Linked DNA regions of Homo sapiens: region 1 is linked to region 2. The links are chromatin contacts, found by Hi-C or POLR2A ChIA-PET in ENCODE. All regions are on one chromosome and are shown on one strand. Each heading gives the region's core, a stretch centred on a gene start or an enhancer-like site at or near the end of the contact. The rest is flanking DNA. Distances are from core to core; before and after follow the strand shown. Region 1 holds the start of PHF10 (PHD finger protein 10). Region 2 holds the start of AFDN (afadin, adherens junction formation factor).

Evidence for each region. Hi-C counts contacts between places; a loop is a spot of excess contacts on that map. ChIA-PET counts read pairs that join two places held with the same protein, here RNA polymerase II (POLR2A). Pooled maps may share reads with other maps.
Region 1: a loop to region 2 is called in a map of naive thymus-derived CD4-positive, alpha-beta T cell, with 13 times the contacts of the local background. The contact joins the promoter of PHF10 here to the promoter of AFDN in region 2. A Hi-C loop is called at or near these places in 1 of 168 maps with a recorded cell type or tissue (naive thymus-derived CD4-positive, alpha-beta T cell), 4 of 37 single-sample maps with no recorded cell type and 7 of 50 pooled maps. POLR2A ChIA-PET finds 5 or more read pairs at or near these places in 1 of 52 experiments (activated CD8-positive, alpha-beta memory T cell).

What each region holds. Positions count from the first base shown.
Region 1 is chr6:169,722,999-169,726,498 of GRCh38, forward strand. It overlaps PHF10 (PHD finger protein 10), which reads right to left and starts at 1,502. Exons shown (of 12, transcript NM_018288.4): 1 at 847-1,502. The coding sequence starts at 933. It also overlaps a transcript of DYNLT2 not described here. RefSeq lists silencers at 604-983, 1,084-1,323, 1,394-1,693 and an enhancer at 1,625-2,167.
Region 2 is chr6:167,824,975-167,828,334 of GRCh38, forward strand. It overlaps AFDN (afadin, adherens junction formation factor), which reads left to right and starts at 1,937. Exons shown (of 34, transcript NM_001386888.1): 1 at 1,937-2,263. The coding sequence starts at 2,159. It overlaps AFDN-DT (AFDN divergent transcript), which reads right to left and starts at 1,822. Exons shown (of 2, transcript NR_027906.1): 1 at 429-1,822. RefSeq lists silencers at 906-975, 1,890-2,089 and enhancers at 1,560-1,629, 1,660-1,739.

The DNA.
Region 1 (3,500 bases), core at 252-2,751, 1.9 Mb after region 2:
GCACGGTGGACGTGCGCAACGGGAAAAGCTCCCAAGCAGGCGCAGCCCGGCTAGGCTGCTACAGGACGGCTTCCCCTGCCAACGCGCACACGGCACACCGCGCACCGCACGAAGGCTGGCTGGCTCTGCAGCATTCCAGTTCCCACCGCCTTCTAATTTCAATCCAATTTCAAGCTTCCAGGCTTTTAAAACATCATTCCTCCCTTCCAACTTTCTGTCACAAACTGCTAGCCTAACTTTAGAACCAAAACGTTTTGATGCGTGACACTACTGCTCATCTCCATTTTCTCCACAAGCACCAATTTCTTTTCACCTCCTCAAGCAGTAAAAAGTTTTAACAGACTTCCGCTGAAAACATCCGGACGCTTGCGTATTAACTTAGTTATTACAGTAAGTTCACTGAGTGTGTTGATTTTCCATATCGTTCGCCACTCGGTTTTTGCAGTAAGCGTTCAAACACTTCGGCAAACTATGCGCGGAATGAACGCTGAGCGAACGCGCGCTTCTGCAGGCCCCTCCGAGGCCAACTCTCTCGGCCCCGGGCGCGTTCCGTCCCACGGCTGGCCTAGGAGGAGGCGTTTTGGGGACAAGCTTGTCAAGCAGGGCCGGCTGCCAACTTCGGGGAAGCCGCGCCGCGTCCCCCGCCCGCCCGCACTTGTTGCTCGCTAGAGGCCGCGGGCTCACCTCGGGGCCCCGCCTCGCCGACCACCCCCGGTCTCAGGCGCGGCGCCCGGCCTGGGCCCACGCCCCCGAGACGCTGGGCGGCCGCCGGTGGGACTGGGCCCACGCCCCGGCACCCAGGCCCGGGACGGGGTCAGGGTCGGGTCGCACCGGCCGCTTCCTCACCTTCGGGGACTGCGCTCCGGGGGTGGCTGGGTCGCTGTCGCACGGCCGCGGGGACAGCGCAGCCCCGGGCCCGGCCGCCGCCGCCATCAGCCCGAGCGCCCCGCGCCGCCGCCGCCGCCGTCGCCTCCGCCTTGTCCCGGCCGCCGCCGCCGCTGCCGCCGCCGCCGCCGCCGCCGCCGCGCGGGCCCCCCGCCGCCCCGGCCCCGCCCCCTCCGCCCGCCCGCCCGGGGGCCGGCCCCTGCCGCCGCGCGCCCCGCGGCCCGCCAGCGCCGCCGCCACCGCCATGGCCGTCGCCAGCGCGCCGCCCGCGCGGGAGGGCGCCAAAGGCTGGGAGGGCGCGGGGCTGCGGGCCGGAATGGAGGAGGCCCAGCGGCGGCGGCGCTTCTCACGTCAGCCCAACCCGCCCGGCCGCGGCCACCGCCTCAGCACCGTTGCCCCCCACAGCTCCGCCGCTGGCCTCAGCGCCGCCGCGACTCCCTTCAGCCCCGCCACTCGCTCGCCTCAGCCCCGCCGCTCGCTCGCCTCAGCCCCGCGGCCGCCTCAGCCCCGCCGCTCGCCTCAGCCCCGCCGCTCGCCTCAGCCCCGCCGCTCCCCTCAGCCCCGCGGCCGCCTCAGCCCCGCCGCCGCCTGGCTCCCCACGGCCCGGCGTTGTACTCGGCCGCGGCTCCCCCCAGCCCCCGGCGCGCCCCACCTCCCGCCCGCCCTCCGGCCCGCCCCGGCCCGGCACGTCGCCACTTGGCGCGCTCGCAGCCGCCCCCTCCCCGCGGCCCCCGGCCCGGCCCCTCCGCGCGTCACCCTCGTTCCCTCCCTCTCTCCGCGCCCCCGCCGCGCCCCTCCCCGCCCCTCCCGGGGGTCCCCGCCCCGCCCCCTCTCTGCCGGGGGTCGCCCTGCCCGGAGCAGTCGCGCGGAGACTGCGCGGCCTCCGCCTCTACGCGCTCGCGGTCGCCGCTCCTCTCCCGCCTTTGTTCTCGGGTCGCCCCTCTCGCTGGTGGCGCTCCGAGAGAGCAGCGGAGCCACCTGCCCAGGCCACGCTTCCCCGAGCATCCGCAGCTGCACCCGGGGGCTGTCGGCGCCCGCCCCGGAGCGTGCGGGAGGCACAGCGGGAAGAAGTCGCTGAGATTCGGCCCTCGTGGCTTTGCGTGCCCGCGTGGTTGATGCCTCCGCCGAGAACGCGGTCGGCCGGGAGCCGGGGAGGAGCGTGGACGCCGGCCTGGCAGGTACCCCCGCGAGAACGTGGGAGCCGGTGTATTTCAGCTGCATTTATTACTGATCTCGGGCTGCACCAGGGCACTTGTAGGACCGCACTAAAAACAGCGGAAAGTGAGGAGCCAAGCCTGGGTCCGGGGCGGCCCGCCGTACAGCTGGCCTCACGGATTCCACTGCCTGCGCCTGCAGATGACTTGTTCTGGAGAGTAGAGAATGTTCTCGGATTTAAAGTACAATCCGGTTTCCTTTCCATTCATTATAGTTGCCTACACTCAACAAACAAAAGTTGGGAAAGATAAAGGGATTATTCTAGCGCGTCACATTGACAAACACCGACGTTAACACGCTCAGTCCAGCCTGACTCACTTGCCTCAGGTCAGAGAGGTCACCACTGACGACGCCGGGCCCTCAAGCCGATCCTAATCCAGCTTGGTTCTCTCAGCCTCAGCCAGACCATCCGTTCTTGCCTCTGTCCCACCACGTGCAGGTGTAAGCTTCCGCCGCACTTCTTGTCTGAATCTGCCAAGAAGAAACTGCATCTTTCAGCTAAATTCTTTTCACTGATCAGGGTAGAGTTTAGCGGTTTTTTTTTTAAGAAAAAAAACAAAAACAAAAAAAAACTCTTAAGCTATTTGGTACTCCTCTCCCTCCGGGATTCTGTCTCTAGATTGTGAAAGCTGTCAGAGAATGGAGTCAGGGAAAGCCGTGATGGGAAAGTTCTCACTAATAATTGCCTGATATAAAGAATTAGCACAAAAGACTGCCAAAACCACAACCTTGCACAAAGGCCACAAAACTACACAAAAAAATGCTTCAAGGACATTTGCGCAGCAACTGCCTGTCCAACCTTGGACTGGCCATCCCCTTTGTTACTGATCTTTGTAGCCAAGGATAATTGTTTCAAAACAACTTACGTAATCCTCCTCGTTTTTCCTTTTAAACCCCTTATCTTCCTTTACCTCCCTGAATACACCTATAGTTTACTATGACACCATATTCTACATTGCAATGCCCACTTTCAAATAAATTTGTCATGTTTGGCAAACCTGTCTGTTATTTAGGTTGACAAGATCAAATGCAAATTTATTCTGGAGTCAACAAATAACTGATTCAGTCTTCCAATGTGCAAGGCAAAGAAGAATATTAAGGAGACACTGTATAGATTAGATCCCTGCCTATAGGCAGCTTCAACACTAATACAATATGGTACGAATATATAATTGTACTTTAAGGCAGCTTAGGTGGGAAAACAACTAGCAACTAAAAAAAAAAATGGAGTTTACTACCAACTAAAAAAAATGGAGGTTTCAAGGTTGACCTAGAATTTGAAAACTGCTTTAAAGACAGGTAAGAAAGACACAGGTAGATGTGCAATGGAAGTAGAAATTGGGTTTCAAGCCCCAAACAGGCTGAGGGGTGGGAAAATAGACATATTCAGGTACATCAAT
Region 2 (3,360 bases), core at 687-3,186:
GCCTCCTTATGTAGCTGTACTGGACAAGTGCGGTAGAAAAGACAGAACCCAGTGGGGATGACAGAATTCTTTAATTGTCTGCAAAAGAGGAAATCCAGTTGGTGGAGAGAAAAATTATTTCCACATTGGAAAAAAAAGTAATGACAAAAATAAAAAGGCTTTGTCAAATATAGTTCACTCTTCTCATTACTTGCCTTAGTGTTTCAAAGATAAACGCTTTTTGTTACAACACATCACAGATAACGCAACTTCGCCTGACTGAACCCGGCGTGGGGAGACTGCAGAGATGGCGCTCTGCAGCCAAAACAAAGGGTGGGGGAGGGGAGGGGCAATTACAAAAAAGACACCTTATGAAAAAAAATCCCTACAATTCACAAAGCTTGCTACTGAAATTAATTTCAGGTTTCCACGTCCACGGGGACACGTACAGGATTTAAAATGACGATCACGTGGCATCTCTCAGGGCCAAATGGGGCGCATCAAAGCTTCCCCTCGACGTTTATTAACTCTGCAGTCCGTTCTCTACGTCTGCGAAGAATTGGCAGATAACGATGTGTCTGAGAGAAGAGGCGTTTTCTAAGGAGACACACAAAGGGAGTGGGACCCTCCAACCTCACTCTGTGAGAGGAACACCGCACAGCAGTGTGGGGGCTCGAACACCCCAAGAGCGGCAGAGCGCGGTTCAGAAAACATGACCCTTGAAATGCACACAAAGCCTAACAACGTGTCCTCCGCGGAAGAAAACAGCTTGAAAAGGTCGGCTTTGAAGTGACCCAGCGGAAAGGAATCACCCTGGAAGAAACACGCAGCAGCCCCGGGGCAATGCGCGGGCAGGAGGAGCAGCGAGCGCGGGGAGCGCAGGGCCCTTCGGAGAGGGCGCTCCACCGGCCCTGCGCTCCGTACCTGTGCCGCCACGCCCACCGGTCCCCTGCTGAGCCTAGCACCGCCCATTTAGACCCAGCACCACCCGTCCGGACCGAACCTAGCACCGCCCGTCCGGACCCAGCAGCGCCCATTTGGATACTGCACCGCCCGTCCAGACCCAGAACCGCCCGTCCGGACCCAGTACCACCCATCGGACCCAGCGCCGCCCATTTAGACCCAGCACCGCCAGTCCGAACCGAACCTAGCACCGCCCATGGGACCCATCGCCCGTTCGGACCCAGCACCGCCCGTCCAGATCCAGCACTGCACCCCCATTTGGATCCAGCACCGCCCGTCCAGACCCGGACCCGCCAGTCCGGACCGAACCCAGCACCGCCCATCGGATCCGGCGCCGCCCATTTAGACCTAGCACCACCCATCCGAACCGAACCTAGCACCGCCCATCGGACCCACCGCCCGTCTGGACCCAGCACCGCCCGTCTGGAACCAGCACCGCCCGTCCACAGATCCATCACCACCCATTTGGACCCAGCACCGCCCGTCCCCGCCCGTCCGGACCGAACGCAGCACCGCCCATCGGACCCAGCAGCGCCCATTTAGACCTAGCACCGCCCGTCCGAACCGAACATAGCACCGCCCATCGGACCCATCACCGCCCGTCCAGATCCAGCACCGCCCATTTGGATCCAGCACCGCCCGTCCGGACTCTGCACCGCGCGTCCGGACCCAACACAGCACCACCCATCGGACCCAGCACTGCCCATTTAGATCCAGCAGCGCGCGTCCGAACCGAACCTAGCACCGCTGGTCGGGAAGGAACCCGGTACCGCCGGTTGGGACCCACCACCGCCAGTCCAGACGGAACCCTAGCACCGCGCGGGGCCCGCCCTCCGACACCTCCCTCCCTGGCGGCCGCGGCAGCAGCACCTAGTGGAGCGGCCCGGAGGTGCGGCGGCGCCGCGCGGGGCGGCGGCGCGCACGGCGGGCGGCGGCGCGCACGGCGGCGGGCGGGGCGCGGGCGGGTGCGGGCGGCGGGCGGCGGGCGCCGGGCGCACACCGGCCGGCGGGGCTGAGGCGGCGCGGCGCGGCGCGGACTGAGCCCCAGGCGGAGGCCAAGTCGGAGGACGCGGCGCGGCCGCGGAGGCGGAGGCAGCCGCGGAGGCGGAGGCGGCCGGCGGGGGGTGGCGAGGGGCGCCGGGCCCCCGCGGACCTGTCGTCCTCGGCCCGTCCTCCGGCCCCGGCCCCGCGCGGCTGAGGAGGCGCGGCCAGGACCATGTCGGCGGGCGGCCGTGACGAGGAGCGGCGGAAGCTGGCCGACATCATCCACCACTGGAACGCCAACCGGCTGGACCTGTTCGAGATCAGCCAGCCGACCGAGGTGAGCACCGCCGGGCGCGGGGCCTGCGCGACCCCCGCCCGCTGCGCCGCGCCCCGCCCCTCCCCCCCGCCGCCGCCCGCCAGCCGCGGACCCGCCCTCCTTTCCCCCTCCCCCCTCCGCCCCTTCTCTCCCCTCCCCCTCCCCCAGGCCCACCGCGGGCCCCGGCGTCCCCCGCAGCCCCCGTCCCCCTGCCGCGGTGTATCCCGGGGTCGCGCGGGCCGAGCGGGGGCTGGCGGGGCGCGGCAGTCACCTGTTCCCCTCTCCGGCCGCTCACCTGGTGGCTCACCTGGGCCGCCGCCCCCACCCCCGCGAGCGCGGCGCGGCCCCGGCCTCATCCCCGGCGGCGCGGGGGGCGCGGCGGCGCGCGGGGCCGGCGCCCTCCACCTGCAGCCCGGTTGTGGCTCGCGGCGCCCCTTCGCCGTGGCCGGGATGGAGCCTGTGACGCGCGCTGTGCTTCGGGTTCATAAACTTGCAGGCTGCCAGCTGGGAGGGGAAAGTCAGTATCACAAAGTTCGGGAGGTGCGGGCTGCCTGATGGCACAGGCCCGGAGTCGGACGCCTCCGAGGAAAGGCGCGCCTTCTCCACCTTCGGGGCCGCGAGGAAGGGCCCTCTGCGGCGGCCTCTGCCCGGAGGGAGGCGCCGGCCCCAGGCTGGCTCCCTGAGAGGAGGAGGAAATCACGCTCGCTCCTGGCCTGGTAACAATGGGGGTTGTTTATAGCAAAGCTGCTGAAAGCGTTCCGAGCAGCTTTTAAAAAAATGTTTGAGTCCAAGTCCACTAGGAAGGGCTCCGTGGAGAGGGGAGGGAGGTGAAGGGTCGGGGAGCAACCCTGTAAATCGCTCCGCAAGGGTCGGTTCCGCGCTCTGTTCATTCGGTGGCTGCACAGACTTTACCAGCATAAAAAAATTTCACTCAATATTTGTGCCCGTTTAGGAAATCATTTTAATAGCGTCTATTTTTGATTTGTTGTAATAGGTAATTTATAGTTAATACTTGCTATAAAATACTAGCTCCTAGGCAACAAAACATGTTTGGCAGATTTGAACATTCTTACGAAATGTAATCCTTTTATCATTAAATTCCACTTTATGTTTTTGAG